4 separate regions of the Mus musculus genome follow, and all the other regions are linked to region 3. Evidence: chromatin loops called from intact Hi-C (ENCODE). Cell type or tissue: left cerebral cortex. All regions are shown on one strand. Region 1 holds the start of Mterf3 (mitochondrial transcription termination factor 3). Region 2 overlaps Mterf3 (mitochondrial transcription termination factor 3). Region 3 overlaps Ptdss1 (phosphatidylserine synthase 1). Region 4 holds the start of Uqcrb (ubiquinol-cytochrome c reductase binding protein).

Region 1 (8,000 bases), 57 kb after region 3:
AAGCAGACCAAGCGGGCTGGACCAGTCCTGGTTTCTGGATTAGCTGAAATGTAAAAACGGCTAACTCCTGTACACAAATCGGGAGCTATGAGGACTATATCACAAGATAAACTGTGCTACGTCTGAAACAATAAACAAGTATTTGAAAGGACCAGTGTGAATTAGCACCATTTACCAAGAGGCCTGAATATATAATCTACTCAGGGTAAGGTACCATTGAAATCAAAGTATTTGAGTCATCCAAGATGATCTCAAAGAAACATCTTCAATCTAATAGGTTATAATCTTATTAGGAGGAAAAACAGACAAATTAAAAAAAAGATACTTATTTAATCCTAATTTTTAAATGATTCAAATAACTGGGAAACAGAAATGTTGAGTATCAATGTTAACTATCCTTCAAATGCAACTTAACACAATGAAGCCTAATAGCAGTCTGTGTCTAGGGCTGGTCTAGTGTTGGCTGTGTACTTCTTGAGCCATTACTACAAACCACTAATTAATATTCCTAGTGCCAGAGATATCAAGTTGTCTATTAAAGAAAGAGAGGGAAAAACCATATCTATAAGAAAGCAGGACCAAGACAACCTCATTAGTAGTGTATGGAAGCATTTTTTATTGGGCCTTTATATGCTCTTGAAGGATAAATCAGGAAGGCTGGCAGAAACCCCTAGAGAACCACAGAGAGGGCAAGAAATAGGACCCAAGGAAAAATTAAAAACTGGAATTTCCAAAGCTGGTAAGGGAAATTAAATTAAGTTAAAAAACCACTAATCAAAAAACAAAGTAAACATCTATCCATTCCCCTGTCCCTTGCCTGTTCTCTTAGTTCTATATCTGGAGAAAACAAGGGCAAATGAATTAATAATCACACAGGTACAGCCATTTGCACTAAAACAATGTCATCTACACAGGGAACAATTTCTGTTGACAAGTGCTGCCAATTCACGGCAACCCTTTCAATCATGGGTAACAATGGCAGAAGCATGTGTGAGTTAAATTTTGGGTGTCATTTTCTTTTGTTTTTGAGACAGTCTTAGTATGTAGCCTTGGCTGGCTTGAAAGTCAGTATGTTAAATGACTCTATTTAAAATAGGGGAAGAGAAACAAGTTTCCTCCATTATAAGAGCCTCCTCGTAAGATTTCGGGGGTGAAATAAATAAAAGAAACCGTCCAAGAATATGCACTCAGTGACCATAAGAACTTCCCAACAGGTACTATTTCTGAACGGTTCTAGCATCTTCCAATAGCAACATCTTGTATTGAACCTCCCATCAATAAGAACCCTTGGGGTGATACTCAAACTAAAGAACTATCTAACAGAAGAACTCCTGAACAAATCCAACCTTACTTCAGACTTCTGTTTGCTGTATCAAATCCTTCACAATCTAAAACTCTTGCTGGGTATTCATAGCATATGATCTCACCCAGCACTGTTCTTACATTCTGGTAATACAACACCTTCCAAGTATTCTATTCTCTTAGCTAAGTAATCTTTGCGAAAGAAAAATTAAGCCATAGTTTTAAAAGTTTGATTGAAGGAATTGCACTGAACATTGTCTAACCATAAGTTTATATAAGTTTATATAATATACAAAAAGAGGTCATTACAAAAAGAGCATAGAGTAAAAACTCTTTAGTTGCGAAACCATTACTTTCAATCTTCATGAGACAGTCTTAGCTATCATTATAATATCCCACTTACACGGACCGTAAACTATTACAAAAATAGACACTAGTAACTCTTTAATTCTATTAATTATGCATCTGATTTTATGTAAAGTAAATGCAGGATTAGTTCATCAGTATGTGATTTCTTTATGAAATTAGCATAAGAAATAAAATTATTATAACTTTTGGAAAGCACCATAGCTCAAAGATCAGGTGATTTTTTTTTTAAATTACTTTTTCACAAGCTGCTAATATTTGTACTCGTTTTTTTATACTTCTCTGCCACAATGCTTCAACTAGACAGAATATGACCTAAAAAAGAAATTCCAGAACATTACTTTCTGAATTAGAAAAGAAAAAGCTGCTGGGTGTGGTGGTGCACGTCTTTGATCCCAGCACTCAGGAGGCAGAGGCAGGAGGCAGAGGCAGGCGGACGGATTTCTGAGTTCGAGGCCAGCCTGGTACACAGAGTTAGTTCCAGGACAGCCAGGGCTATACAGAGAAACCCTGTCTCGAAAAAAACCAAATAAATAAATAATTAATTAATTAATTAAAAGAAAAGAAAAGAAAAAGCTGTATTTTAAACAGCCTACAATAATTTTAAAGATACACTATTGAACAAATTATTCATTCTGCTTTTCATCATGTAAAATTAGTGTAATATGAAAATATATAAATAAAATAATAATAATATAGTTTTTGTCCTTTCAAAAGAACCCTTTCGCCACTCTGTCACTTCAAACCCACCTATTAGAGGAAGTTAAATAGAAGTTAATGTGAAATAAGCAGGTATGGTTATACAAGGCTCACTTTCTAATACCTCTACCTTCATTCTCAATTCCAGAACATACTGTATCTTCTCAGCAACAAATATAGTTTAGAAAGCTTTATCAAACAATGAAATGGTGCTTAACTCAGTGTCGTGCACTTAGCTAAGAAACAACTATCTTATGACAATCCTATGAGGTGTTAATACTGGTATTTTCATTTTGTGTACAGATGAGGAGACTGGGGACTAACAAATTAGGCAGTCATACAACTTTTATAGAGTAAAATCCACTGGCATGATGGGTAGTGGACAGTAACCATAATTAGGCTCAAGAGTGAGTTCTCTCCAAAGCTAGAAATGTGACTGGCTAGATGCTATAGGAAGACAGGTCTCGTCTGCAAAAGAGTGGCATACTTTACAACAATGGAAGTGGCACCCCTAGGTAAGAATAACTGTTACCTACTGTTTCTATGTTTGAAGTAATTTATACAAATCAACATCTGCAATTTAGTCTATGCTGTCTCATGTGTGGTCTATGTTGTACAGTGCTGTCTCATGTGTGGTCTATGTGGTACAGTGCTGTCTCATGTGTGGTCTATGTGGTACAGTGCTGTCTCATGTGTGGTCTATGTTGTACAATGCTGTCTCATGTAGCATGGCATGCCTCTGGCCTCCCCTTTACGACATACCAGACATTTCTTCAAAACTTATCTTCCCCAGACTTTGACTGATTACTGATAAAAATATCAGGAAAAGCTGGGTGTGGTGGTTCAAGCTTATACTCACAACACTGGGCTAAGGCAGGAGTAAGGGTTAAAGGGTAGCTTAAGCTATACAGTCTAATCCTATCACAAACAAAAAGAAGGGTAAACACTGAGGACACCATATACCAGGTATTCTACTCAACAGTGCACACACTCATTTAGTCTTCCTAATCCTGAAGTGATTACAAACTCTTTATTCATTTTATAGGCATGGACCCTCACACTGAGAACAAAGTTAAATAACTTCCCTAAAATCACAGCCAGTTTTGAAATCTTGGTTACTCTTGGAAGCCATAATGGTTTGGTGGATAGGGTATGACTCCCCTCTCTTTAAAAAATGTAATTCAGATAATATAAATTATAAGACAGAAATAGGGGTGTGTATGTTGTAGGATCCATTAGCTCCTTGGCTGAGGTCAAGGGGCCACAGATACAATAGCTTTGTAAGGTACGAAATACACAGCTATTAGAAGTGATCTGAACATGTGTGTATATTTTTAGGGGAATAAGAGAGCCATGTTATGTTGTGTGCATTTTATGTGTTTTGTTTAGTGTGGTTAGCATTCTCTAGTCTCTAGATAATACACAACTGCTTGCCACTATCCCCTTTCAGCCAGTATTTTAGAGATGCATGAGAGGGCAGGATGTGCCCCTTGTGGTCAGCGGTAGCCTATAGAGTACAGTACATTGGAAATGATGGGTATTGGCTTGTGCTTCATGGGAGGCATCCACTGGGATGTGTGTCAACAGCGACTGCTGATGCTGTGGCATTGAGGTGGTGTTTGAGACTGGGAGAAGAGTTACATTAGATGACTTTGGGAAATGTATATAAAAGGAAAAACAGTGTGGTGCACCTCACATGTACATTTGTGTGTGTGCCTGGTAATACTGAATGCCAGAGGATTTTTCTGTGTATGGTGTGTGTTTTATGTGTGTAGTGTGAGTTGAAGGAGGTTCAATCATGAAATGGTTCATGCCATTTGCTGGAGACAGACCACGGATGAGTGGTTAGAGATCAGAGCCTTCTGATAGTGACAGAGAACGATACAGAGCAAGGGGTGTGGATCACCCAGCTAGGTGACCTGCATGAGTTCCTGGTGTGGTCCGACGTAGTGAATGAGAAAGATGGGATTTGGACATGAGGGGTGGCAGGTGGAAAAGTAGGCGGAGAGGACTGTAAGCCACGCGGTAGGCAGAGGAGCTGTGTGGCCCTTGTGTCCCCGAGCTTGCACGCGTGGAACAGCTACTCACTTCCTTACCACCAGCCACACCTGGCCACCCTCCCCTCTACTGCTTCTCGGTCTGTCGTCTCTGTCCTCCTCTCCCCGGCGCTCCGCGCGACTCCAGGCCAGACTTACCTGGTGAAGGCGAAGTACATGAGGCTGATGATGGTGAAGCTGAGCAGGGTGATGGTGTGCGGCCGGTAGAAGAAGTCTATGGTGATGTCCTCCACTTGCTGCTCGTTGATCATGCGGAAATGCATCCTGTAGTTCACATCATCCTTGCTCAGAGTCCTGCTCCCCACGCAGGACGCCATAGTTCTTCTCCCCGTCCTGCCGCGGCCCCGGAGGCCCCGGCCCTAGAAGGCTGGGACCCCGGCAGCGACGGACCGCAGCAGCGAAGGTGCCTGACGCTGGGGCGGGGTCTGGCACCCTGAGAAGGGTGCTAGCCCAGGGAAGGACCCGCGCGCGAGGGCGGGGTCGCGGCGCCACCACCGCGTCCCGGAGCAGGGGGAGAAGGCAGCCTGAAGAAGCAGCCTAGTAGGGCGACATCGTAGAGCTCTCACCCTCCCCACATTACGGCGGAGTGACTGATCCTGGGAACGCGGCGACCAGCTCCAGGGCCTGCAAACCCCAGGCCAGCTCTGTCCCGGTCCCCCGCGGCGTCCCTTCCCGCGCCGCCGCAGATGGTCTCGCCCATTCGCAGCGCAGCCCACGTGGGGGGCGGTGCCGGCCTAGCGTGGCGAATCGCCGGCTTGCGAAGCTACGGTGCACCGTATCCCCGGCGTAGGTTGCACGGTCGCTGTGAAGCAGGAGCGCGAGACCGCCGCCCGGCCGGATTACTGTCCGGCCTACCTGTACCCAGCAGCGTCCGGGAGCCTCGCGGCTTGGTAGGTATCGGTGACCCGGAGAGGAGGTTCGGGCTCGATCGGTCGGTACCTAAACCTTGTGGTGGCAACGTCGCCGGGCTTGTTCATCAGCTTCAGACTAAGGCCCCGAGGATGTCCCGGCTTCCTGCGGAAGTCCTTCCCGGATAAAGCCGGTTGGTTAAAGAGTCTAAGGACTGCGGCTGCGCTGCCCAGAGGCCCTTTATTACGAAGTGCATCTTTCATCATCGGAGCTCGGGATTAGTTGTAAAGATTTTGAACCTAGAAAAGCCTGTTTCGGCTCTTGTTCCTATTCCTAACAACAAAACAAGAGTGCCCGGTAACCGCTGAGAGCTGGCGTACCCTACTAATGAACTTGAGAGATTTTAAGGATTTTTTTTTTTCTTTTGCCCTCTTAATGTACATACCGTAAGGCGTTATTCACGAGTGCACATCTTTACTCGTTTCTGAGTCCTTTGTGTCTTTATTTGTCCTGGACTCACTTCCACTCAACAAACTGGAACCCTCCAAACCTCTAGCTTGGTGCTGAAAAGACCCTGGGAAGGTGGGTCTCGAGAGGGGGCGGGACTGTGCTGTCCTTCTGCACAGACTATCAATCATTGACATTGCTGAGACAGCAAATTTATGTGAAAAGGAGTGCACTGGCAAGTAAAAGTGGAGGGTGAACATTATTAGTCTTTAGCACTCAGATCTTTGAATGCAAATAGAATTTAACAGAGTCTACTAAATGTGGAAAGGGTATTGAATTTGATTCTGGACAGACTCTAGAATGAAATTGGGGTTCTGGGAGCTGGTTTGTAAGTACCCTAGAGCCCTTATTGTAATCCCCAACATTATAAAAAGTACTTTGATGCTGAGAGTGGACCAGTGTTTTTTTCTAGAATAGCATACGTAAAAGCATGTGGAGAATAGTGTCTGAACCTCCATCATCGTGGGCTACAGTGACATATCCAGTCTTGACTGTCAGGACCCCCACTTGTAGATTGGACCTGCCTGGCTGTGCTGAAGTTTCTCTCGAAGCTTGGTCTTGTCTAGGTGGCACAACTTAGTTCCTACTTTAACTATTTTGGAGATGAGAGGGAGTTTGAGGGGAAAATTGGCAGGCTTGGAAGCCCCTTTCCAACTAAAGTTTAGCAAAAATTGCCTATTCCACAAGGTTATTGCCAACACCGCCTTCCTATACCACTTCAGAAGGAAAGATTTGCCCTTGTATTATTCTTAGCAAGCATCCCCCAACTATAACAAGAGATTAAACTCTCAAATGTTTCTTCCTATTCAGGACATAAAACTATCTGAATCCTCTGGCTAGAGAAACAGAACACAACGGCATAAGTAAGAGTTAATTGACAGTTACAGGTTTTTTGTCTGTTTAGTTGAGAATACTGCTGGCTAACATTTATTGAGCACTTTCCATTTATTCATTTATTTGAGCCGTGTCACACTTGTAGAACTTTGAGCAATCTTGCCTCAGGCTTCTGAGTGCTAGGATTACAGGCATGACCTCCCCACTCCACGCTCCTTTATAGTGATTATTTTAATTAATATTTAGGTATTGTACTCAGTTCTTTCTGCTGTTTTGGTTTTGGAGTTGGTTACTTGTTTGGGTTTTATTCTTTTTCTTTTCTTTTAGGCAGTCTCACTACATTGTTCCTGCTTGACTTGAGCTTTCAGTGCAACATCTGTGTCTCAGGAGGAGAATTCTAGGAGGCCTTCACTCCCGGCCCAGCTGCTCCCTATTTTGACCCTTTTTGTTTGAAAGACTTTTTTTTTTTCCAAGCATAATTTTACCAAACCAATTTTGTTCAAGTCTGTTTTGAAGAACTGGGTCTCAGACTCGGTCAACAGTTTCACTGTTTTATTTAGGAATGTGACTCATTTAAGACGGTGGTTTTCTTTTCATTTACCTTTTGACTAATTTATAACCATAAGATATATTTTAATAACTCAGTATTATAGTAATCTGCAACATATTTTCTAAATATACTTCAAACCATAGGTTTTTTGTTTGTTTGTTTGTTTTGTTTTGTTTTTTCGAGACAGGGTTTCTCTGTATAGCCCTGGCTGTCCTGGAACTCACTTTGTAGACCAGGCTGGCCTCGAACTCAGAAATCCACCTGCCTCTGCCTCCCAAGTGCTGGGATTAAAGGCTTGCGCCACCATGCCCAGCTGATAGTTTCCTTTTTTTTTTTTTTAAAGATTTATTTATTTATTTATTATATGTAAGTACACTGTAGCTGTCTTCAGACCCTCCAGAAGAGGGCATCAGATTTTGTTACGGACAGTTGTGAGCCACCATGTGGTTGCTGGGATTTGAACTCGGGACCTTCAGGAGAGTAGTCGGTGCTCTTAACTACTGAGCCATCTCGCCAGCCCATAGTTTCTTTTAAAAAGCAGATTAACAGTTGATTTGGTTGCATTGTAATTTGAGCATTTACAAAAAATTTTGCTTTAACGTCATTCTTTGTTTTTAAATTGTAAGGCATATCTTTATCTTTCCAGTTCAGAAATTCCTGTTTTGGTTGGTAACTGAGACTGCCTGTATTTTTGGCTTTTGATGTATTAGAAATTTTTGACTACCCCAGACATATTTATTTAAATCCTTTGTTTTTGAAAGTAATTTATTATCTATTTTTGTTTTTGCTGTTTGAATACTGTTTTAAATATGTGAGTAAATTAATCTTTCTTCTTT
Region 2 (8,000 bases), 72 kb after region 3:
TCATTTGTTATAGGAGTGGATTTGTCTAAGATAGAAAAACATCCAGATGCAGCCAACCTCCTTCTAAGGCTGGATTTTGAAAAGCACATTAAGCAAATACTGCTATTTCTTAAAGATTTGGGTTTAGAAGATAACCAGCTGGGACCATTTCTGACAAAAAATTATGCTATTTTCTCTGAAGACCTTGAAAACCTTAAGACCAGGTAAAGTTTGAAATGATTCCCACATAACCTAGGAAGTACTTACGAAAGAATTACTTATATGTGTGTGAGGAACTTTCTAGTCTGCTATTCAGCTATCTTCTGGATGAGTATGATGGCTTGTATATGCTCAGGCCAGGGAGTGGTACTATTAGAAGGTGTGGCCCTGTTGGAGAAGTTGTGTCACTGTGGGTGAGAGCTTTAAGACCCTCATACTAGCTGCCTGGAAGCCAGTATCCTGCTATGAAGCTGTAGAACTCTCGGCTCCTCCTACACCATGCTTGCCTGGATGCTACCATGTTCCTGCCTTGATGATAATGGACTGAATTTCTAAAACTGTAAGCCAGGCCTAATCAAATGTTGTCCTTATAAGAGTTGCCTTGGTCATGTGCCACAGACACTCTGGGTCCCTGGTCTGTGAAGAACGGGATTTCTTAGGCAGATGGACAAAGAGTTTGGATGAAAATGACAGACAGACTACACGAGAGGTGTGTTGAATCTGAATGTATTGTTCTGGTTGAGCTTCAGACTTATATAACAACGAATTATCAGAGGATACAAATCACAAAAAGACAAGATACACTGAAATTCACCAGTTACAGCAGAAAGGAATTTACAGGGACTAATTAAATGTTTACATTAGGGATAACAAGCCCTGCCTAGGATCAGCCTAATGCCAGGCAAGAATTTCACACTTTAAGGTTAAAAGCATCAGGGGGTTGTTAACTCTTGACAGGCCTTAAGAGTAATGCGCTATCACAGAGCTCTAAATTCTTAGGTCTAATAAAACTTATCTTGTCTGGAGAGTTTCCCCTTATCAGGGTAGTATATCAACTTATACTTGACATGGAAGTAGCCTGTAGTAAAAGATTTCTATCTCAGTGAGACTTTTAGTCTCTATCTGTAAACAGCTGAGTAAAATGGCAAGTGCTTAATTGTTTACTGAATGGGTTAAGCTCCTTGCTGCTATCTGGAATCTAAGAACACTGGAAAAAGACTTTAGCTATGTTAGAATACAATCTTAAAAGGCATTTACTATAAGGTAATACTATATAGAGTGCACGTGAATCTATACACTAGATAAATGTGGTGGAAATTTGAATATAATGGGTTAGGGAAAGAGATGCCATAACTCTGGGAGGAAAATTTCCCTGGACTCTTATCCTCGTGAAACAGCTTCCAGGCTTTTCGCCTGACAAACCGATCCAAACTGGAGAGTTGGCTTTCGCCAGAAGAGAGTCCTAGAAATTCATTTCTCATGAGCAGCTTTTTGGCATTTCTGCCTCACAAGCTGACTCCACCAGAGTGCCCTGACAGTCATGGTATCTGTTCACAGCAGTAAAACCCTAGGCAGTGAATATCCATGGTTCTTTTACTTATGGACTTCTGATCTAAAGAGTATTTAAAATAGTTGTTTTGTCTTAACTATCAGTTATTATTTTCACATTTCAACTTAACTAATGAGTTAATATTGAAATTCTTCAGAAACCATAAATTTTTTCTCTGATGTTTTTATTAACAAATAATTGAATTATCTAAGAGTACACTTAAATAAATTGGGTAGATTATGAAAGCATGGTCATTACTGTTTTTTCTTTCCTGTTTCCTGTTTGGAAACAGGGTCTCACTATATCATCTTGACTGGCCTTGAACTTATAACCCTCCTCCTTCGGCCTTCTAAGTGCTGGAATTATAGGTGTGTACCACCATGCCCAATATTTATAATTTTTGATGGCAGATATTTAGCATTCTTTGATCAAATTATTTAATAATAATAATAATAATAACAACAATATACTTTAATAATATGTTATCTCATAAATTGAAATTCCCTTCGTCGTAATCAAGGTTCTCTCAAAAAGAAATCTGGTAGGTAGCCCTTCAATATATATTTATTAGAATGGATTACAGGCTATGATCTGGCTGATCCAACAGTGGCTGTCTCATGACCAAAAAGCCAAAAATGTTTTAGTTGTTTGATCCATGCGGTTGGAAGTCTTAGCACTCTCAGTCTGTTGCTGGAATCTTGCCGAATCCTGGACAGTTGATGGTCTTCAGTACATGTTAGACTCCTAAAGAAGTTGGTACTAATACCAATGAGAGAATGCCAAAGCAACAGGATAAACGCACTTCTTGTGATCTAGAGTAAGGGTAACAGACAAAACAAAAACAAAAGCTTCCTTCATCTAGGTCTTTTTATGTGGGCTGTTACTAGAAGGTGTGGCCTCGATTTAAGGTGGGTGTTTCCCCCTCAAATAATCTAAGAAAATTCCCATATAGGTGAGCACCCAGAAACTTTGTTTAGTTGACTTCATGTACAGTCAAGTTGACATCCATGATTAGGTGTCTCATGCTGTCTTTGAATTGTAAATATCTTTGTACTTTAGCCGTCCATCAGACTGTTAACAGTCTGAAGACACTGTGAGATGATGTCAACCTAGAACAAGACAGGGCCCTGTTCTCATGTTAATGATAACTTCACCACTTGTCTCCCCTGGGTCAGTATGTGTTCTCAGGCACACTACTCAGTTTACCTTATTACCTCAATCACAATTATCACTCATGACTTTTGGCATTCACCTCCAGTGAAACACCAAGACCACTCAGTCCTATCTTGACTATCTCTCACATCAATTGGACATTTCTCTCGATCTCCACCTGGGGTATTTTGCCTCTTATCCTGCCAAGATAACAGCACTATTCTCTATTGTTGCCCAGTCACAATCCTTCTAGAATAGACCAGTGATTCTCAATGTTCCTAATGATGTGACTCTTTAATACAGTTCCTTGTGTTGTGGTGATCCCCCAATCATAAAGTTGTTTTGTTGCTACTTCATAACTATAACTTTGCTACTGTTATGAATCGTAATGTAACTGTCTAATATATGGTATATTTGACATGTGAGCCCTGTGAAAGGGTCATACAGCCCTCTGCCAGAGGGGTTGGACCCACAATGTTGCAAATCTCTGCTCTAGACTCTCCTCTACATTGGGATTGAGCTACAGAGGTCTTGGCAGTTCCGTGAGCTAATAATAAACTAATGTCATTTCTGTGAAGTAGGAAAAGAACAAAGCTCAAAACATCTGCATTTCTTACATTGAGCATCTTAGTTAAGGCTCTGCACCAGGCATCAGACTTAGAGTCTGGTGCTTTCTCATCATGGGACTCAGACTCCTGAGATAGAAATGATCATGACACAGGAAGGAGTGATGCTAAAAACTTCACACCCAGCATCCTGGCTTCAGGTATAGATTCCTTCACCATTCAAAAGCCAGTGTGCCGCATTACTCCAGATTTATCCCAGGAAAGCATGAAAGTTACGCAGTGGGAATCATTTGAGAGGTTTTGCCATAATTATTACATGAGGCATAGAAAGTTTGAGTAATTTACCCAAGATTAGACACACAGTAGTATAAATGGCAAAACTATGACTCTAACCAGGTTGGCCAAACTCCAGGGTTCTGACTACTTAACTAATGTAGCATCTTCCTATAATTAGTCTGTGAAAGAAACCTATGTTTTAAGGAGGCAAAGTTTCTTGCTCAAGTTTGTCACATACTCTTAAAACTAGAGAAATGTTGTAGAGTGTAGGGCACCGGGCATGGGGGAATAAAAGGAGTGGGAGAAAACACAAATGCTCTTGGTGGGCAGACATGGGAGTATTGCCACACACTTTCTTCACCACCCCACGTGGTTGTCTGGCTGTGGGAAGCCACTGAACCCAGCCCGCCAGGGAGTGGACAAGGGACAGTCCTAGGTCTCTGGGCCTCACTGAGGCCAGAGATAACTGGTTCTCAGTCTTGGGCATGCAAGATGCCACTGGAGTGAGGAAGAGCTGAGAACAAAATGGGGGCCCCGGGGCCAGCTTGGTCATCCCCAGGACCGAAGGGAGGAGAGGGTGGGAAGGGGGGGGGGGCTGGGTGGTTCCCACATAGGCAAGAGTTCTTGGTCTGGTCCATGTGGGAGGTTAGACACAGCTCTTTAGGGAAAGCCTATCCCATCGTTCAAGCATGGCGGGCCTTGATGAGCAGAGACAGTCTGTGGTATTAGAGCTTTATTGTAGAAAGGCAGGGAGAAAGAGAGAAGGTAGGAAGAGGGAGATCTGCCATGACCACATGGAGAGAAGGGGGAAGGGAGGGAGAGAAGGATGGCTAGCTATGAGAGTAAGAAAGGTGAGAGTTTAAGAGAGAGAGGAGGGACCAAGCAGCTCCTTTTATAGTGGGCTGGGCTACCTTGCTGTTGCCAGGTAACTGTGGGAAGGAGCATACCTAGCTATTGTCAGGTAACTGTGGGGGTGGAGTCTAGCCAGAATGCCAGGACCTTGGGGTTTTATCTGAGTGACTGATAGTCACAGAATTACGGAGTTGGGGACTCTGTAGTGTCAGTACCTGCCTCTGTGAATGTGGTTCACTATTCAGTCCCTTGTAGAGTTTTCTACTGGGTCTCCAGAGAAAGCCTCATTCCACTAAAACAGGCTGCCTTTCATGGCCCCACATTAGAGTCTTTGTAGAAACTTCATGTATAGACTCAAAAGGATGGGCAAAGATATAATATTTAGTTAAACTTGGATTTTGGCTTGGCTAGATATAGTAATCTTATTTTCTACAATACCTGTAATCCAGAATTATTTTCAATGAAAATAATCTAGTGTGTATAATTGTGAGTCCTCTATAGAATTTCCAAAATGAATAAACTGCATATTAATTATAGACATGGTAATGCAAGTTTGTAATCAATCCTAGCACGTGGGAAACTAAGCCCAGAAAATGAAAGAGGTGAAGGCCAGCCTGGACTAGGCCGTAAGACCCTGTCTCAAAACCAGAAATTCTATCTGGAAACAGGTGACTCTGGATAAAGTGCTTGCCATACAAGTGTGAGGACCAGAGTATGGCTCCTTTAAAGCCATATAAAGCCCAATGCCATGGCACATATTGGTGATACGGGAGGCAGAGACTAGAAGCTCCTGGAGCTTAAACCATAGGTAACCTGGCTTTTGTGTCCGTGAACAGTGAAAGACCCTGTCTCAAAACAAGGTGGAAGACTAGAACCTACCACTGAGATTGTCCTCTGACTTCAATATGTGCACCAAAACATGTTCATGCCCCCTCCATCATACATATATAATTTTTTTTAATTTAAAGATACACCCAGAAGTATATTAGAATTATTTTCTGATTTAAAGTAAATGAACCCTGATCAAAATTTTGTGGGTGTTTCTCCTGCAAAAGTGTTCATATTCAGGCTATTATGAAGTATTTTTTATTGATCTTATGGGGGAGTTATAGGATACTTTTTTAAAAAAAAACACTACTTTAGCACTGAGTAGACTCAGAAGTTTATATATGTATGTGTGTGTGTATATATATATATATGTGTGTATGTATATATATATATATACATATATATATGCATAAAAATTGACAAGAGATGGGTATGGAACATAGAGTAGTAGTGGAAATTAAATGAATACAGTACTGCTTTCTGAAGTAACATACCAGTAAATATTTGTATGTGTATATATATTTTGTTCTATTTCTCTAGAAATGTTTATCATGCATATGTGTATGTTTTATTATTTCTCTAGAGTAGCTTATCTACAGTCAAAAAATTTCAGTAAGACAGACATTGCACGGATGGTCAAAAATGCACCATTTCTGTTGAGCTTCTCCGTGGAAAGACTAGATAACAGACTGGGATTTTTTCAGAAAGAACTTGAACTGAATGTGAAGAAGGTAAGAAAAAAAGAAAGTGTAAGGGAATGCCTTCCCTCTTAGTTATCTTTAGATGCCATGCTTCCAAGTGCCTGGCCTACACAGATCTTATTACTGGATGATACTTGTGTACAAAGATGACTTAGGCTGAAGATGCTCCATCACATTGCTTCCTAAGGTTTTGTTTCGATGTCAGATGTTTCATCAAACCACATTGTTGATGTTTATTTTGAGGATTCCTGTCATTTATTTGATTGGATTGTATTTTGAATTTTAGCTTCACATTCCTTATAATGCTTTAGTTTTCCTAACTAGTTCAATGTTTTTGTATAATGATGGTAATTATTATGTTTTAACTATAGACTAGAGATCTGGTTGTTCGCCTTCCAAGGCTACTAACAGGAAGTCTGGAGCCTGTGAAGGAAAACATGAAGGTAATATATCTTGATTACTATACTTGATTAAGGTTTTTTTGTTTTTTTGTTTTTGTTTTTTAAGAATAAATACTGCTGTTGTCATCATGCAAAAAACAAAACTTTTAGCAGAACTTTTCAGCAGAAATGTGTCTTGTGTTTCTGTGAAAGAAACCTGTGTATTAAGGAGGCAAAGTTTCTTGCTCAAGTTGTCACATACTCTTAATAGCTAAAGTAACATTTATTAGAGTCTTTGTAGAAACTTCATAAAACACCAAAAATGTTAGCAGAAATTATTTCTAAAAGTCAGAAATGACAGTTTATTTCAGCCAGTGTTTTTGCACATTCTACCTATTCTACGTAAATCAGTTACCTGCAGACATTAGGACCCATGATCCTGAAGCAGTAAGGAATAAATGGGACCTGGATACTGCTTTTTTGTTGCCTAGTTTGATAAGCAATGTCTATGCTTCCTGGCCATGTTCCCATTCTGTGAAAACATTTTTTTTTTTTTTTTGAGACAGGGTTTCTCTGTGTAGCCTGGCTGTCCTGGAACTCACTCTGTAGACCAGGCTGGCCTCAAACTCAGAAATCCGCCTGCCTCTGCCTCCCAAGTGCTGGGATTAAAGGCGTGCGCCACCACATCCGGCCTCTGTGAAAACATTTTGACTATCCTATAGTGGTTCTGATTTAGCTTTTTTGCAAACTCCACAATGGCTTTCCTTACTTAACTACAACTACTCGGTCCATAATTTGAGCAGCTTCTCTTACTGACCAAGGCTAATAATCACTATGTTTACTACTTTCCAGTTAGGCCTGTATCCCAATTTCACTGGAACTGTGGGAAGCAGTCACAGCATTGAGTCACAGCATTGTTCAGGCAGTCGCCCTGTCATCACACATTCCAAATCATCCCCTAAGCTTTAATAAGCTAGCTGGAGAGATGCAGCAGGTGCCAGGCATACCACTGGACCTTCAGTTTTCAGGCTTTATACAGCAGTGAATGGGAGATGGGTCTCCAGAGGCCAGCTTGTTCCTGGAAGCCAAGGAGAGGGTTACTTTTCCTTGTGTGTTTCACAGTGTAGGCCTCCTACGACTTGTACTTTGTACCTTCTACCTTCCACTCCTCCTGAGATTACTGTAGATTAGTTTTAAGCCCACAGTCTCATAGTTGTCACCCAAATTTCAGGCAACTGGAGCTCAGATTCAAACAATGTATTATTTCTCAAGATGGCACAGAGTCTCTGTATACCACAGTGCAGATGGACAAAATGGGATTCCTGTCCACCACTGGCCCAGGAATCACTGTCTCACAAAAACCTTCAGTGGTTTTGAAGATTCTGTAGTCTGTCGATATATCTTGAGGATTGGAGTCTGCCTGTCTTGATAGTTGTTAATTTCTGAAGGTCTTCCTATTGGTCTCTGCAAAGAAGTCAAGAGTATTTTTTTCTTGTTCTGACCCTTATCCATAAGGTCCCATGGGAGCTTTTAGTCCAGCATCTTGTCTGGAAATCCAGCACTGATTGGCTTGTGCCAGTCTATACAGGCCTCCTTTCTCCATATTTTATTCCATCTCAGGATGTTTTGTTTGTTTTGATTTGTTTTGTTTTGTTTTCCTGTGAGCCTCATGACAATCAATACAGAGACACTCTTGCGTGGATAAGGGGTTTGAAAT
Region 3 (8,000 bases):
CCTTCCAGATAGCATGAGCTCTAAGGCTGGAGTTTAGCATTGTTTGGTCCTGAGTACACACCTACACAGATATCCAAGATCAAAATTTTGAATAAGCGATGAAGCCATTATCTTTATTTAAACAAAGACAGGGCTGGGAGAGTCAGTAAAGTACTTTCTGTGAATGCCTGACACGTAAATTCAATCCCCAGAACACAAATCAAAAAGGCTGGTAGAGTGGCTAACACTTATAAGCAGTGAGAGGTCTTGATGCAAAAAAAAAAAAAAAAAAAAAAAAAGAAGAAGATGAAGAAAAAGAAAAAACCAATAAATGCCTATAGAGGATGATATACGAACAAATACCAATATATACATGCTAATCCCCGGGACTGCCCTAGTGTTGAAACCCAGTTACACCATTCTCTATTTCTTTAATATCAATGTTTATTTACTTTAATTTTTATGTATTCACTTTATATCTCACCTACTGCCGCCCTTCCTGATAACCTTCCCCACAATCCTTTTCCTCCATTCTCCCTCCCATTCTCCTCTGAGTGGGTGAAGGTTCCCCTAGGTATCCTTTCCAACCCTGGTACGTCAATTCTGTTGGAGGCTAGGCTCATCCTCTCCCACTGAGGCCAGACAAGGCAGGCCAGCTAGAAGAACGTATTACATCGACAGACGACAGCTTTTGGGATAGCTCTTCAGGACCCACATGAAGACCAAGCTGCTCATCGGGTACATACACCATACTTTAACACAGTGCAGCTGGAGAGCCTGGGCTAGGACACTTAATAGGTTAAAAAGACAAAAGAGCCAGAATACAAGACAACCTCGAGATTGGGTTTAGTGCTTTCTGAATTCTACATTCGTTTTAATTACTTTTTAAATTTTTATTTAAATGACTAAGATTTAAACTCCTTGCAAAAGGAGTAGAATAATATTGACCAGGACAGTCATAAGCAAGCACAGCTGTGAAACCGAGGCACATTCTGACATGTTAAGTTTCTATATGGCATGACTAACAGCACTCCCTGAGGCTGCTATGCTATTTATTTCCCTGTGTGTGTGTGTGTGTGTGTGTGTGTGTGTGTGTGTGTGTGTGTGTGTGTGTGTTTGCTCCCTGCCAGGTCTCTCAAGTGAGTACCACCTCTGTTTCTTCCTCTACCTTTTCCCGGTGACCATAGTGCTCTGCATACCAAACCATGCCGTACAGACACAGGAACGTGGTGAAGGCCTGTAAGACAGAAAGACACAAAGCCCTTTTATTAATGACAGCACACACACATACTCTACTTCCCAGGAACTGGGTTTCTGTGAGAAACCAGAAGACAGTTCAGCACTTTTCTGCCATCTGTCTTCAGCGCAAGGGTTCAAAATGTTTGGATGTGGTAGAGATGGGACAGTCAGGAATGGGTTTGGTGGACTGGTGCTGGGCAGGTCATATATACTCCATTTTTAAGAAGTGTTATGCAACAGCAGACATACGGCTCTTACCCCATATGCATCTCTAAGGAGTAGAGACTCAGCTTAAGGAAGAGAACTACTGGATAGAAAATTCTCATGTAGTGTCTATATTATAGCAATGCCTGGGAGTGCCTCCTTAGGGACAGAGAGCAAGAGGGACAATGCCACTTTTACTGGCCTTGCCTTTTTGGTGCAGGCTACCGCACCTTGATCCTTGTAGCCTTCCTTTTGTAGACAGGAAAACAAAGAGACTGAAAGTATTTTACAACAGCCTGAGTGGGATGAGAGGCCAGGAGTCTTCACCTGGATTGTTCACCACACCTGTACACACCTTAAGGGAGAATCTGGTATAAGGACAAATGTCCAAGCAGTTGACCCTCTTCATGCAGAGCCTTCCCATCCTCAGAATCAACAAAAGGAATCAAAATTTTTTGAGGAAGAAAAAAAAAGTATTGGTATCAAACATGAAGAATTTTCAATTTGCATCATCATTCCCTGGAAACAAGTTACAAAGTATTTGTGTTTTATCTACATATGATTTAAATGCCATAGGAGAACATGCATACACTTTGTATGTGCAAGCACAAAGCCACTGTAGGACTTGATGCCTAGTGTATTTGTATATCCCAAAGAGGGAGAAGGTGGAACCCATCTTTCATGGCTATTGAGAATACAAAATTTCACAATGTGTCAAAAAACTTAAGGTTAGGAAAAGTGTCTGACTGGCCAGACTAAGTGGCAAAGAATAGAGGGAACAAGAAGATCAGGAGCAATGGGGGCATGAGGAGGGCAAGGAGGCACCAGAAAGAGAGGTAAACTAAAGCAACTAAGCAAAACGGCCCACAGTCCAGAACACCTGGACCAAGCCATCCCTAAGATCTGGTTTCTTTCACACTATTTATTGCCTATGGTCAATGGTCATTACCCAGCACCTCACCCTAACAATGGGGACAGGTGTGAAATCATAGTGGGGCCCTCTCGTCCTGAGAGAATAATTTTAATTCTTTCTGAGATCATAGCTTTAGATTTAAAAGGCGACTTCAGAGACTCTTAAGTCACCTCCCACATTAAAAGAAGAGGGATAGAACTCAGAGAAGTGAAAGCTTTCCAGGGACACAGGTGGCATTGAGGAGGAAGCAGAGACAAGACACAGGTTTCTTGATAGGCTGAGTCCTAGTTTTAAAATTTAACCAGGTACAAAGTTTTTGTCTTTACATCTATCTCCATCCTTCCATGAAGCTCCTTGGTCCACCGAGGGGAAACGAAAGCATCGTAGGAATAGCAGACTCCAGCCATGCTCACGCTGAACAGATGCATTCTGGAGGGCGAGGCACAGACAAGTGAGAGTAGAAGAATTGTGCACCTCCACTCCTATGGCATGATCCTAAGATCTGGCCCATTCTTTCATGTTGGTAACATCTGCTAAGTGTCTCTGAAATTAGTGTCCTCCTAAAATCCCCAAAGAAGGGTATCTCAGTGCTCCAGTTGGTTCCCTGCTTCTCTACCAAGGAGGCTGTGACAGAGGCACAGTGACAGGAGAACATGAAACCTAATTCATATGGCAAACAAGAAAATCCCTATATGACGTTTTAAATGTGGCGTTTTAAAAAGAAGTTCACATTCCCTCACATCAAAAAAAACTATGCAATGAATGATTATATTATAGATACAAGTAACAACATATAAATGATTTCTAACCTCTAGCATATTCTAATATTTGTCCAATTTTCTCACATATACAAATTTGCCATTTTTCATGGAAGGAATATGTACCGTGTGATACTCTGTATGTGCTAGGGATTTTTCAAGAGCACAACAGGATGTCCTATGCTTCACACTGGGAGAGGGAAGCTAGGCACCTCTTCTTCCCAAAGCACTGGCTACAGAATGAGCCTGGAGGCAGAAGGTAATGCCTCCGCTAGTCTGCCACTGCAGATTTTGACCACCAGAGGGCAGGCGTGCAAGCTCTTTCCTTTTCTTATCTCTTGATCTTGTGCTTGTGCAGCTGGGGTTCCCTCCAACAGGAAAAAGGGCAGAGCTGGCTGTGCAGAGGGACCAGGCAAACACAAGCTGGTGGCAAAGGATTGGTGCTTATAATTATGATCATTACACAAAGAGTCTGCTATGGTTGCCAAATCTACTACTTCACCTAGGTACAAGAGGCCCATTTTCTACTTGGTTCAAGAGACAAAAGCTTGTAATTTATGGGTTTGCAATCATACCCGTGGAAATCTAGGCAAGTATACACTTAAAATGTCAAGGTCTGGATTTAAAATAGCAATTTCACAGATTTTGTTTGAAGGGGGACAAGAGAGGGAGAATAGAGAACTCTGGAATGAAAGCCAGGCAGTCTATGCTCATGGCTATTGCAGTAGTGAGCATGTAGAATCCAGATTAGCTTTCATAGTAAGGTAATGAACATTAAAATCTAAGATGATTATTTGGCGACTTTATTAGCTAGCACATGAGATGCTTGCTTCCACGCTAATCTCAAGTTCTGTGCATGGTGCCTTGTCAAGCAAAGGGAATAATTAGGGGCTTTGTGTCTCTTGAGTACTGTGGTGTAACTTACTGCTCTCTTATTGAATAATGGCCATCTCACTTGTGAGTGGGAGATCAATCTTGCTCTTTAATAAAGGTCGTGGTATGAAAGGTGTTGAGATCCGGTTTCCATTCTTTTTGATTATAAAATATGCATAGCAATTGCTATGCTTTGAGTCTTGAATGTCCCTTAGAGGTTCATTTTAACCTGAGTCGTAGCTTGTTGCAACTGCAAGGTGGTAGGACCCTTCAACACTGAGTCCAGCGGAAGAAGGTCTCAGGTCACTAGAGGACTAGTCTTAAAGGCTCTAAGTCCCTAGTTCCCATCTTTTAAAACTCCATCGTGTAGAGATCTGCTAATGTGCATACAGATTGGGTTTTCTGTTTTTCTGTTACCATGCCTCTATTGCAATCTCCTTGGTAAAGAAGGGGGTTAGCGATGAGAGCACGGAGACTCCCTTCCTTAGGGATCTGCAGAGAACACAGATTTCAGAGGCTACTCAGCAAATGTTGCTGACAGAGAGGAACAAGTCGGAGCCCATTCCTTTTTTTTTTTTTTTAATGTTAAGTTTGAATGGTTTTTTTTTTTTTTTTTTTTTTTTTGAGAATACAAAAAGTAATCCTTGATGAGCCCATTCTTTTACATCAGGCCAAGAGGCAAGCATGCTTTCTTCTTAATGTGCTAATACCATGGGGTCAAATGATTATAGATTGAAGCCTCCAAAGCTGTGAGCCAAAATAAACCTTTCTCTTTTGAAGTGACCTCAGGCATTTGTTACAGTAATGGAAGCTAACCAGCTCAGGGCCATTTTGTCAAGCTTGAGTCCTCTCCATGTCTCTCATGCCTGTCTTCAGTCTCACCATCATCATATGGATGCCATGTAAGCTAGACTTGGCTTCTTATATTTAACTGCTCCATGAAATCCCATCCTTGGCCAGAATCTCAAGTTCCTATGGAGTGTCTTCTAATTCTCCGTATAATTTCTTGACATCTCCTGATCCCACACAGTGACAGTTTGGGTCAGGTGCCCCTGAGTAAGACTTATCCAACGCTACTAAGCAGATAAGAATTCCAGCGAGGCATGTAATGGGGCAGGATATCTTCATCTGTAAATTCAACCTCAACTCAGAACTGCTTACCTCCTCTTGTCACAAGCTGCTCTCATGTGCCCGGCCTATTGTTAGCACAATCGAGAAACCCCAGAGGTGCCTTCAAGCCTCTTCTGGACAATAGTGTTCTACGTAGTTATCTCCTGAACAACTAACAAACCTAACTACCTCTATTCTTGTACTCCATGCCTCTGCTTCACTTCCCCGTCACTTGTAGACTAGAACTCAGCAGCACACTCTCCCTCCAGACCCTATCCTGCAGAGTATTTCTCTCAGACAAAACCAGACTACATTATTGTATTATTTACAAATCCTGGAAGAAGCAACTACAAGTGTGCATAGCTCTTCCTATATAGGCAACTCCTATCCTCTTCAGTGTTCCTAGTTTGCTCTCATTCCCCAAAATTGGCTATTATCCTGAGGCAGTGGGCACTCTTTTTTTTTTTTAATTTAAGATTTATTTATTTATCATATGTAAGTACACTGTAGCTGTCTTCAGACACTCCAGAAGAGGGCATCAGATTTCGTTACGGATGGTTGTGAGCCACCATGTGGTTGCTGGGATTTGAACTCAGGACCTTTGGAAGAGCAGACGGCACTCTTAACCACTGAGCCATCTCGCCAGCCCAGCAGTGGGCACTCTTTACAGTCCCATGTCTATACAAGTTGATCCCTTGGCCTGATACCTCTAGTCTTTGCCTCTCCAACTCATTCTTTACATACTTGCTGAGATTCCTGTGTACCAGGTGTTCTGTACTCATGACAGTGGGAGGCAAAAAAAAAAAAAAAAAAAAAGAATAAGCTTCTTCATACTCACAAAGTACAACACTGTAGAGGCAGATACAAACAAAATCAATTCTGTTACATGAGGAGAGGATTAGAAGAGCCAGGTATGACAAGCTGACTGGCTGGCCCATGATGTCTTGTGGTAAGTTGTTTCCTCTCTCACAAGAGAGGGCTTATCTTCTCTGTGTCCCCATGGCTCTCCTATAGCAGATTAGGTAAGAAGCCCTTTACTCATTGTAGGCAGGTCACATTCCAGTCCAGATCTGAAGTGACCATGCCAGAGAACAATTCAAAACCAGCAGCAAAATGTCACACTTCACCATCTTGGCCCCCACACCTACTCTTTTTTCTAATTTTACCAGAATAGGAAAATACAATTAATTTTGTTATTTAATTAATTAGCTAATTAATTACCTCTGTACTTTAAATTGGAGCTACTCCCTATTACTGCTCAAGATCAAGGAAGGCAGAGCAAGATGCAAGGTGCTCTGGTGAATTCAGGACTTCTAACCTACAACCTCCCCACAACCCCCCAAAGGACATTGACCTTACAGAAAGTCAAAAACAGATGTTTAATTACAGAACAGGATCAAGCTGGTGAGATGATGAGAGAGTCTACAGAACAGAAGAGCTGCTTTCTCCTGGAAGGGAGCGCGAACTAGAGTCAAAAGGCAATGCTACAGAACAAAAAAGACTTGATGGCCACGACAGCTACTTGGGATGAGTGCACAGATGTTGTAAAACTATAAACTCTAAGGCAGGCAAGACTGGCTTAAACTGTGGCTTCTGGACAGGATAAGACCACTGTACTCATGAACTCACACCACCTATGGCCTCTGCAGAAGACCTGAATACAATTAAGTTAATCACCACTCCCACATTTCAGTTTAAAAGGGGAGTAAAGGACAGAAAAATGAAAGGATGGAGCTGTGGGCTGCTGTTACTCTGGGCTTCTTTCTGCACAGTGTGCATTTCCCTGGGGTATAAGTGTGGCCTATGAGCAGAACACCTGTGGTCTGACTCCCTCCCAAACCACTCTGTGATGCCAATTTGTCTATACCCAGGTATAGTGACATGAATGTTATACTATAAAAGCTACAGTAATAGGATGAAAGAGAGGGCATGGAAAGTGTCCTTGTTGCTTCTTCAAAGTCCCCAAGTTCACCTCATGTAGACACATTCTCAGAAGCTAATAAACAGATAGGTGGTGCATCTACTGAGGGCATCTTTGGAAATGGCTACAGTGACACATTGCAGATACTGTAAGGCTGTTTTATTCCTAAACTTTTAGATTAGTGTCCAACTTAAAAAATGTCTATGAACTTCTAAGGAAAACTTGGAGCACAAGAGAAGTTTACTTTTGTATCTCTATTTCCCTTAGAAACAACTAGGGTGCTCAGCTAACACTCTGGAGTACAAGAGTAACACTTACCACACAAAGAAGCCAAAGCATCACATAGAGTATCTGGGTCTTAGAAAAGAGATCTTGTCCAAATTTTATGCAAACAATAGCTTCCAGGAAACCAATGACCCTAAGTAGAAAAGAGCAAGAAGTTCAATGTTAGTTCACCTTATTAGAGCATGCCCATAGTCAGAAACATTCAATGGCTGAGCCATAAATGGTCAAGAATTCTGCTCCAAACACGGGTAGTGGGCACCCTACAAAAATCACTTCTCCCTACTACACCTACATTGGAAATATTTTCCCCCTCTTCTTTTCTCTAAAATTGTAACTCACTCTTTTTTTTTTTTAAATGTTTAGAAACACTCAGCATTACTGGAGAGTGGACCCATATGTCAAATTAGGAACCCTTTGAAGCACAGAGAACCCACTGTCTTTGAGAGATGGTTCAGTTTTCTGGTTAGAGTGTAGTTGACTCAGTGCTGGTTGCTGTGACCAGAGACTGCCTCCTCTACCTTTCTTCTACTGTTTTCATATAGCTCTTGGCATATACAGGTAGTGTTAGAGTCATCTAATGCAGTCTGTCAATACTGTATCAACCACATTCTCTCCTAGTTTTTCAAGAGTTTCAGATTAAATATCCTTTGTTTTACTACCAATATAAGCCCATTATCCTCCCTATATCTTCAGCAATTTTGCTAAGAACAAAAAAAAT
Region 4 (8,000 bases), 86 kb after region 3:
ACCAAACCAATCAAAATGCAACAATATTTACATGAGTATTGTGTTACAGCGTACATCCATGTCTTCCTTGTTGTAAGTTTACAAAAACCTTGGGATATACAAAATGTTGAGTGCTACCATCCCACCCTCTACCGCCTCAGGAGGCTGCACAGAAAATGAGTCCTTCCACATAGAACCAAAGCAGTTCTGGAGCTGACTCACTTATAAACCACAAGACACCATGATCACATACAAACACAGAAGCGACATACCTGTTTTACCTTTCAACTGAACTGCTGTTCAATTACTGTAAGTAATTATGGGTGTGTTTTCACAGACTGACAGTCCTAGCCTCTGAAACACTTCAGAGGCGAGCACATGTGAGCATGCTATTCTTTCATACAGCAAAAGCCAGCATTTTAATTAAAAATTTTTATTTCTGTGATACAGAATCCCTAGAGTCCAAATAAGGAAAACTCAAAACACTACCAAATCATAGAACAAAACAGTATGTAAGATAAGTCAAATAATCCTCACTCAGTAAATTTATTCCCATCAATCATCAGGTTTATAATAAGATTACTTTTTTCCAAGTCTCAAGTTCTAATCAATTAATAACCCATTCTTTAAAATAGAATGAAAAACTATGACCAACAGAAGACACACAAGCATTTAGCACGTTGTCAAAATAAAAGGTCTTTGTTAAAAGCTGCTGACATTTCTGTCAGTAGTAACCATATGGAGGCCGCTGGTTGTGGCCATACTGTGTGTACTATTGTTGATAGTAGGGCTCTGGTCTCTGCTGTGGGTAGTTGTTGTTACCCCATGTCCATCCATGCCACTGATTTGACCGGTTGTCAGTTGGCCATCCTTGTCTGTTATCCCTACCTCTAAATTGTCTGTTGTCTTGCAGCCAGTTGCCTCTATTTCTTTGGTTACCACCAGCTCTGCTATTCCATTCCTCAACAATTGGAGGGGACTCAGGAGGGCGTTTCAAGTATTCCTGGTATTCTTTGCCATCTTTCGTGAATCTGCTTGCAAACATGTCTTCAAAATTTGGAATTACTTCAGAAGTATCACTCATCTTGAAGTTCTGTACAATTTTTAAGATCCTTCTCGGGATGCGCTGGAGACCTCAGCAGTCTACACTGCACCCCGGGGAAAAGAAATCTAAAAGATTTATCTTTAAAATTTTTTTGCAGGCGTGTGTGAGGGGTGTGCCAATGCATCACATGTATATGTCAAAAATTTAAAGAATCAAAGTGTAATTTCTATGCCAGGAGGAAAGAAAGAAAACCTTTTAAAAAATATTTTTAGGATTTGTTTTAGTAATTTGTGTGTATATGTGAATGTTCACACATGCATACGGGTACCCACAAGACCAGAAGAGGGCATCAGATCTCTTAGAGCTGAAGTTATAGGTGGTGATGCAACTTGGAACTGAACTGAGGTCCTCTGGAAGGGCATCAAGTTGTTTGTAACCACTGAGCCACTACCCCAACCCCCTAAAACGTTTCAAACCAACATTAACAAGCATGAGCAAACACTAAGCCCTAGGCTTACTGCACATAAGACTGGATTTTGTGACTGTTATTCATGTATGTATGTATGTATATATATATATATATATATATATATATGTATGTATGTATGTATGTATGTATGTATGTATGTATGTATGTATATGTATATGTATATATATGATACTTTTTGACATACCTTGACATATGATCTTCTTCTTTAGCATCTTTCACCCTGGCGCTGAAACTTCTCAGGGTGAAGTTTAATGAATCCCCTTTACAATGTGCCAGTGTACAAATGTATATATTTACTCCTATCCTTCAGACTTCATGGTGGCCACTGCATATAGTCCGAGAGCTGCATCAGAAACAGAAGAAAAGGGAAGAAGGCAACGGAACTAGAACTTCTGACTAAAATCATTACATAACATTTTGGATTCATAATGAGACAGTTCTATGCTGTCCTGGGTCTCAGCTTAAGTCTGAAAGACAGCATGGTAAGACCACTATTGAGCTTTAATAAAGTACACTGTTTATATTTGAGCTATGTATCAGCAACTAATTTTGTATTGGATTCAGAACACTGGCTTTATTACTGAATAATTTTGTCTACATTTCTGTTTTTTTTTTGTTTGTTTTTTTTGTTTTGTTTTTTTTTTTTTGAGACAGGGTTTTTCTGTATAGCCCTGCTGGCTGTCCTGGAACTCACTTTGTAAACCAGGCTGGCCTCGAACTCAGAAATCTGCCTGCCTCTGGCTCCCAAGTGCTGGGATTAAAGGCGTGCACCACCACTGCCCAGCTCATTTCTGTATTTTTGACATTAAATCCAGTCCAAAATTCAGAAAAGATAGTTGATGTCAATGAGAGGGAAACCAAGAAATAATAAATAGTATCTACCTCAAAAAAAAAAAAAAAAAAGACCACTATCGAGTCATAGTAAAACTCAACAGTAACTCCACTTTCTGTCCTTAGTTTTTTATTTTAGACTCTACCTGTTGGGGTTGAGATCTTGAAAGCACAGTCTATAGTCTTTCTGCTTGCTCCATTTTTAATACTATATGCAAATTCTAAATATATCTTAGGGGTTTTGTTGTTGTTGTTTTGTTTTAGGTAAGGTCTTGCAGACTGATGCCAGATTCACTATGTAGACAACTGTAGTCTTGAACTTGCAGGGATCCTCCTGCCTCAGACTACTGAATTCTTGGATCTTGCATGTGCCATTTACTCCTACCTTAAAGTTAATATTTTTAAAGCTTATCCAACCTAACTTTCTACTAAAATTGTTTGATAGGGATTTTTAGGTGGGGAAAGTGAAGCCTAGAAGCTGAAAGTTATCTGGGATTGGTTGTGCAGCATATGATCCTAGAAATAAGGAAGCCCGAATTTGAAACTGGATTTCTCAATTCTAGTTAACAAACAAACAAACAAACCTGGACTCTACCCAATTTCAATGCCCTTGGATAACTTATTGAACTTTTCTGAGGCTCAGCTTCCTTCTCTCTTCAATACTGATAGCACCAGTAATTACACTGATGATTTAGAATTAAATGAGAATATAGCCACACTTCTGAACCCAAAGATTGCAGACCTATAGATTGAGTCTACCACAGATCGGGAAGGGGTATATCTGTGTTAACTATAAATGTTCATTATACCTGTGTTACTTCCAAAATAGTGCAGTATAACAGTTATTTGTGTGGTGCTTACTTTATATTCTGTATTAAAGTAATCCTGAGGTGATTTAAAGAATGCAATAGTGTATACATTATATTAAAACACCGCACCATTTGACATAAAGAATTTGAGCATCAAGCGTCCTCTAGCGTCCTAGCATCCCCTCCATGCATTTTGAGATGCGGTTTGCCTGAAAATCATTTACTACATTACCTGTCTCCAAGACTCCATTTATTCCGCAAAGGTTCTTTCCTATAACAGAGCATTGAATAACACTGTCTCCTAATTTCGCAGTACTTTCCCCATTGTGTCGCGAAGAATGTTTTTTGTAACAAGGCACACAAAAAGATCAGCCTAATGTGTGGAGTCCATTCAGGTAGGAAAGAGTAAATGCCTTCTGCTGGCGGTCAGAGCAGCGCCTGCCCCTCCCTTCCCCTTCCTAAAGTATCCAGGACGCCTGCGTAGGAGCCCGGCGTGTCCTCTAGGACTTACCCAGAAGGCAGCGCTTCACTCTCAGGTCAAAATGGCGGGCCGATCTGCTGGTGAGTAATTACTCCTCCTTTGTGGGTATCGTGGAGCGGTTGTATTTTCTCACGAACTTGTTCTCCTTTTGCGTTAGCTAAATAGCTAGTTTGTGATAAGAGACGTGGCGACCCAGCAGCTCAAAGGACAGGTTTCGCTGAGCCAGGTCGGGCCTGCCTGAGGGTTAGAACAGGGACCTCTGCCGGAAGGAGCCCAGCGGGGCTGACCGGGTTCGGCCTCCTTCCCCTCCGCCTTGGGACAGCTTAGGGAGGTGAGGAGGTCAGCAGACGACAGCCACAGCGAGTAGTGGGGAGCATTTGGAGTCAGGCGCAGGCCACTTCAGTGACAGTGATCGGAGCAAACAGCGCCCGAGCCCGCATGACGCTCCTAAGACTTGTCAGAAGAATTAAAAGGAAGTAAGATAGGGTTATAGTGAGGTTTCAGGTTAACCTTGGCATATCTGGACGGTGAGCTGGGGCTGCAGGGCTGTAAGGACTTTTGTTTAATGTAGGCACTAGAACAAATTTGAGATAGAGTGCCAGAATGTTTTCACATCAAATATTACTCACCCTCTCCCCTCCTATTTTTTTTTAAAGCTTAATCTTTGCCCACTGATGGTATACGTTGGAATAGTCTTTAAAAACAATACTGATAACCTTCTCACAGTCCCTGGAAATTCTGAAGGCATTAATTTTACCCATTTGACACAATTTTAGGAAAAGTATTCTGTTTTGTTGAGTTTAATACTTACGTAAGCCAGCTTCCTTTTCTGCAACAGGCTTTTGATCTATAATGTGGCAAACAGAGTAGTGCCTGACACATTTGTTAAGTAAATATTAATCGATATTATAATCACTGCTGTGTTAACAATTTAGTTCTTATGCTTTTTTTTAATATTTTTATTTTTTGAGCCAGGGTAGCCCAAGTTAGCTGTGTATTGAAGAATGACCTTGAACCTCTGATTCTTTTTTCCTCCACCCTAAAAATGCTGGAATTGCAGGAATGAATCACTATGCATGTTTTATGTAGTGCTGGAGTTGGAGCCCAGGGCTTTGTGGTGTATGTTAGGCAAGCAATATACCAACTGAGCATTAGCCCTTGACAATTTAAATTTCTCTTAGAAACAATTTTATGCATGACTTCTAATTTAAAGGTTGGAGGAAGCCATGTAGTAATCTGTACTGAGGATTAGGAAATTAGAAGGAGATAATAAGAAGGGAGCCTCTTTTTCCTTCTATGGTAAGAAAGTAGCCTTAACGCTTAGGGACTGAGAATATAGCTCAGTTGGTAAAAAGTTTGCCTTGCAATGTAAATACTGGCCTGATTTCGGTTCTCAGAACCCATTTTGTTTGTTGAGCTTTTTCTTTTTAAATAAACTGAGTTCCATTATATGAGACACGTCTCAGTAGCCCTAATCCATGCTTTTAATCCTAGAGCTGGAGACAAGGAAACAAGTGATCTTGGGGTTCACTGGCCTTTTAGCCTAATGTACTTGGCACTTCCAAGCCAGTGAGAGATGCCATCTCAAAAATGAAAAGGATGACAACGTCCTCTGGCAGTCACATGTTCCCTCCCCTACCCCTCACATTTTAAAAAGAAAGGTTAAGCTTGCTCTATCTTCTTTCTTGTACCACGTCTGGTCAACATCAGGCACTCTCCTGCTTCCTTGCCTCTTCTCCTTTACCTCTCTCAGGCTCAGTCTTCTTCCCCAAATGGTTTAAGTTTGTTTTTGAATAGAGTTTTTTGCATGCTAGGCACGAACTCTAAGGCTGAACCATATTCCCAGCCCCTATTTTAGTTTTTGTATCTCTGTTTGTTTGTTTGTTTGTTTGTTTGTTTACACAAGGCTTGGTATTCACAGTCTCAACTTCCTGCATGCTGAGATTACAGGCATGCTTTGTTACATTAAGAGATTTAAATTTAACATTGAATGTTTCTTCTTATCCATGTTCAAATACTATTATTCCCTTGACGAACAGTTTGCTGTTTGAGAAAAGGAAAATAGGCTTCTTTTACTAATATATTGGTATTTAAATTAGCTGATAGTATGAAAGTTTTTCTAGAAATAATTATAAATTATATTTTATGTAAAATTATAATTTTAAGGATGATAGCCAAATAAGACAATGTAAACTAAAAGTTTTGGAGACTAGAGGCCTGCCACTTAACCTGAAATCTTATAGCTCCACCTCCTTGGAAAAGAAAAAGTTATTTCCGCAGCTACAAAAGACAGAAGTGCTTCAGATCCTTTCCTGTCTCTGGTCCTTCAGTTCTTATGGTAGCAGGAGAAGGGTGTTGGACTCTGAGAACCCAAAGTGGCAGGAAGTATACCTGTGGCTATTAGGCACCTTTAGTTTTGAGTTTACCATTTGTTCCCACAGTGTCATGAGTGAAATGATTATCTACATTGTATACAAGGGGATTCTTAGGTTTATAAGATAACTGGTTCTTTACCAATTGGTCTATTGCTTTGTAAGTATATTGTAGCAACTAACATTGTGGTAATTATAGTTTCAGCATCAAGCAAGTGGCTGGATGGTTTTCGAAAGTGGTATTATAATGCTGCAGGATTCAATAAACTGGGTGAGTATCCATTCTGTGGTCCTCCTTCTCTTGTTCTCCCTGAATTCAGTACTTTTAAAGAATTCCTATAGTTCAAAAGAGATCATTTGTTTTTGTGTGTATCAGATTTAAAAATAAACTGTTTTTGAATTTTTGATCTTTATGTGGTGTTTGAACTTAGTGTTGTCTACTTAGCAGTGAACTTCACATTGTGGTCTAGAAGCCGAATGGAAGCATCAGCAGATCTTAGGGTTTCTTGGTATAAATTTGAGTTCTTTATGCCTTTAAAAAATTTATCAGTTGCACATATACCAAGGTGTGCTTGTGGAGGTTAGAGGAAGACTTCTGGAAGCTAGTTCTCCTTCCTTCATGGTGTCCAGGGATCAGACTTTGGACTGTAAATAGTACCTTCACCTGCCTACCCACCTCCCTGGTCAGTCCCAGTTATATCATATAATGATCTCAGATTAGAAGAAGAGATGGGGTCCACATGGTTTCAAGGTCAAGGTACACATTTTACATGCTTTCTGAACTGATTCATAGTGCTTTTAAAAAGCCTATATATTTCTTCAAGCAGTAACTTGGGCCTAAAACACATTTGGTTTCTATCTTTCTTTGTTCATTAGAAGAGAAAAGTTCTATGTGGAGGAGATAGCTCAGTGACTCCACAGGTCTGATGATCTGAGTTCAGAACCCACATAAAAGTTGACACAGCGCAAGCAGTGTGCTACTCTGGGAAGGTGGGAGCAGAGACAGGAATCGCTAGACACTGGGTGGTTAGCTTATATAGTAGCAGCACAGGGACGATCTCAAACAAGGTGAAAACTCAAGGACTGATACCTCAGGTTTACCCTTTGGCCTCCACATGTACTGGAGATACGTGTGTACATGTACACATACACACACACACACACACACACACACACACACACACACACACATACATGAAAAGCTCCTACCAGATATGGTGAGTTATGTAATTTTATTATTGGGGAGGCAGAGGCAAGAAGATGGTTGTTTCGAGGCAAATGAGTCTAAGGCTGATTGGGAAGAAACAAATGATTCTCTATGAGTTCAATGCTAGCAATGGCTACAAAATGAGGCTGTCTGAAAAGTGCAAAACAAACAAAAATCACTTTTTTTGGATTGTTCTTTAATCTGGTTCTTCTGTTCCTATTGCAGGGTTAATGCGAGATGATACACTACATGAAACTGAAGATGTAAAAGAAGCCATAAGAAGGCTTCCTGAGGACCTTTATAATGACAGGATGTTTCGAATTAAGAGAGCCCTGGACCTGACTATGAGGCATCAGATCTTGCCTAAGGATCAGTGGACAAAATATGAGGAGGTAGAACAGGTTTGATGTGTCTAGCAGTGTTAGTCACTCAAGATGCAGTATCAGAAACAGGAGAAACATGCTTGTTTGTTCAGTGTTTTAGTGTTCTCCACATCATGCTACATAAGTAGCATTTCAGCAACCAGGTGAGGTTAGTAGAAAGCTGTTGGCTCTATTTTAAATAACAACAAGGTGAGACTTGGAGGTGAAGTGACTTCTGACATCACTAAGCTAGTCTTTAGTATGGAAAGCCTGGGCTAGAATTCAGATTTTTCTGCCTTATCAGCCATATTGCTTTCCCTCTACTTTGGTTCCTGCTCTATGAAGAGTTTTAGTTATGTGAAGTCTATTGAGTGATTTTTGTAGCTCTGTGCATGGACATCTGTCCTCAAAAGTCAGGCAAGCT

Evidence for each region. Peaks named below come from ENCODE experiments on the same cell type or tissue, not always from the same donor. Only the 100,000 strongest peaks of a DNase experiment are listed, where the experiment ranks them.
Region 1: it touches region 3 in a loop (2.3-fold over the local background); 2 of 42 quality-filtered maps call a loop at or near these places.
Region 2: it touches region 3 in a loop (3-fold over the local background); 5 of 42 quality-filtered maps call a loop at or near these places.
Region 4: it touches region 3 in a loop (3-fold over the local background); 5 of 42 quality-filtered maps call a loop at or near these places.

Annotation. Positions count from the first base shown.
Region 1 is chr13:66,930,249-66,938,248 of GRCm38, reverse strand. Mterf3 (mitochondrial transcription termination factor 3) reads left to right here and starts at 5,177. Exons shown (of 8, transcript NM_025547.4): 1 at 5,177-5,314. Ptdss1 (phosphatidylserine synthase 1) reads right to left here and starts at 5,419. Exons shown (of 13, transcript NM_008959.3): 1 at 4,563-5,419. The coding sequence starts at 4,741. In left cerebral cortex, a CTCF peak has its summit at 3,859; DNase peaks (open chromatin) are centred at 4,911, 5,195 and 5,434; H3K4me3 peaks cover 2,665 bases; H3K27ac peaks cover 1,543 bases.
Region 2 is chr13:66,914,959-66,922,958 of GRCm38, reverse strand. Mterf3 (mitochondrial transcription termination factor 3) reads left to right here. Exons shown (of 8, transcript NM_025547.4): 4 at 14-203; 5 at 5,786-5,933; 6 at 6,275-6,346. Among named protein-coding and RNA genes, the nearest start is that of Gm10767, 14 kb to the right of the region's middle. In left cerebral cortex, no CTCF peak of the experiment used is centred here; a DNase peak (open chromatin) is centred at 3,531.
Region 3 is chr13:66,987,169-66,995,168 of GRCm38, reverse strand. Ptdss1 (phosphatidylserine synthase 1) reads right to left here. Exons shown (of 13, transcript NM_008959.3): 10 at 7,316-7,415; 11 at 1,148-1,216. Among named protein-coding and RNA genes, the nearest start is that of 4933433G19Rik, 41 kb to the left of the region's middle. In left cerebral cortex, a CTCF peak has its summit at 3,388 (motif pointing right); a DNase peak (open chromatin) is centred at 3,402.
Region 4 is chr13:66,901,008-66,909,007 of GRCm38, reverse strand. It overlaps Uqcrb (ubiquinol-cytochrome c reductase binding protein), which reads left to right and starts at 3,658. Exons shown (of 4, transcript NM_026219.2): 1 at 3,658-3,715; 2 at 6,207-6,278; 3 at 7,440-7,606. The coding sequence starts at 3,697. It overlaps Gm10767 (predicted gene 10767), which reads right to left and starts at 3,593. Exons shown (of 3, transcript NM_001177750.1): 1 at 3,387-3,593; 2 at 1,699-1,857; 3 at 1-1,127. The coding sequence starts at 1,063. The coding sequence ends at 752. It also overlaps a transcript of Mterf3 not described here. In left cerebral cortex, CTCF peaks have their summits at 1,381 (motif pointing right) and 3,358; a DNase peak (open chromatin) is centred at 3,664; H3K4me3 peaks cover 2,097 bases; H3K27ac peaks cover 1,451 bases.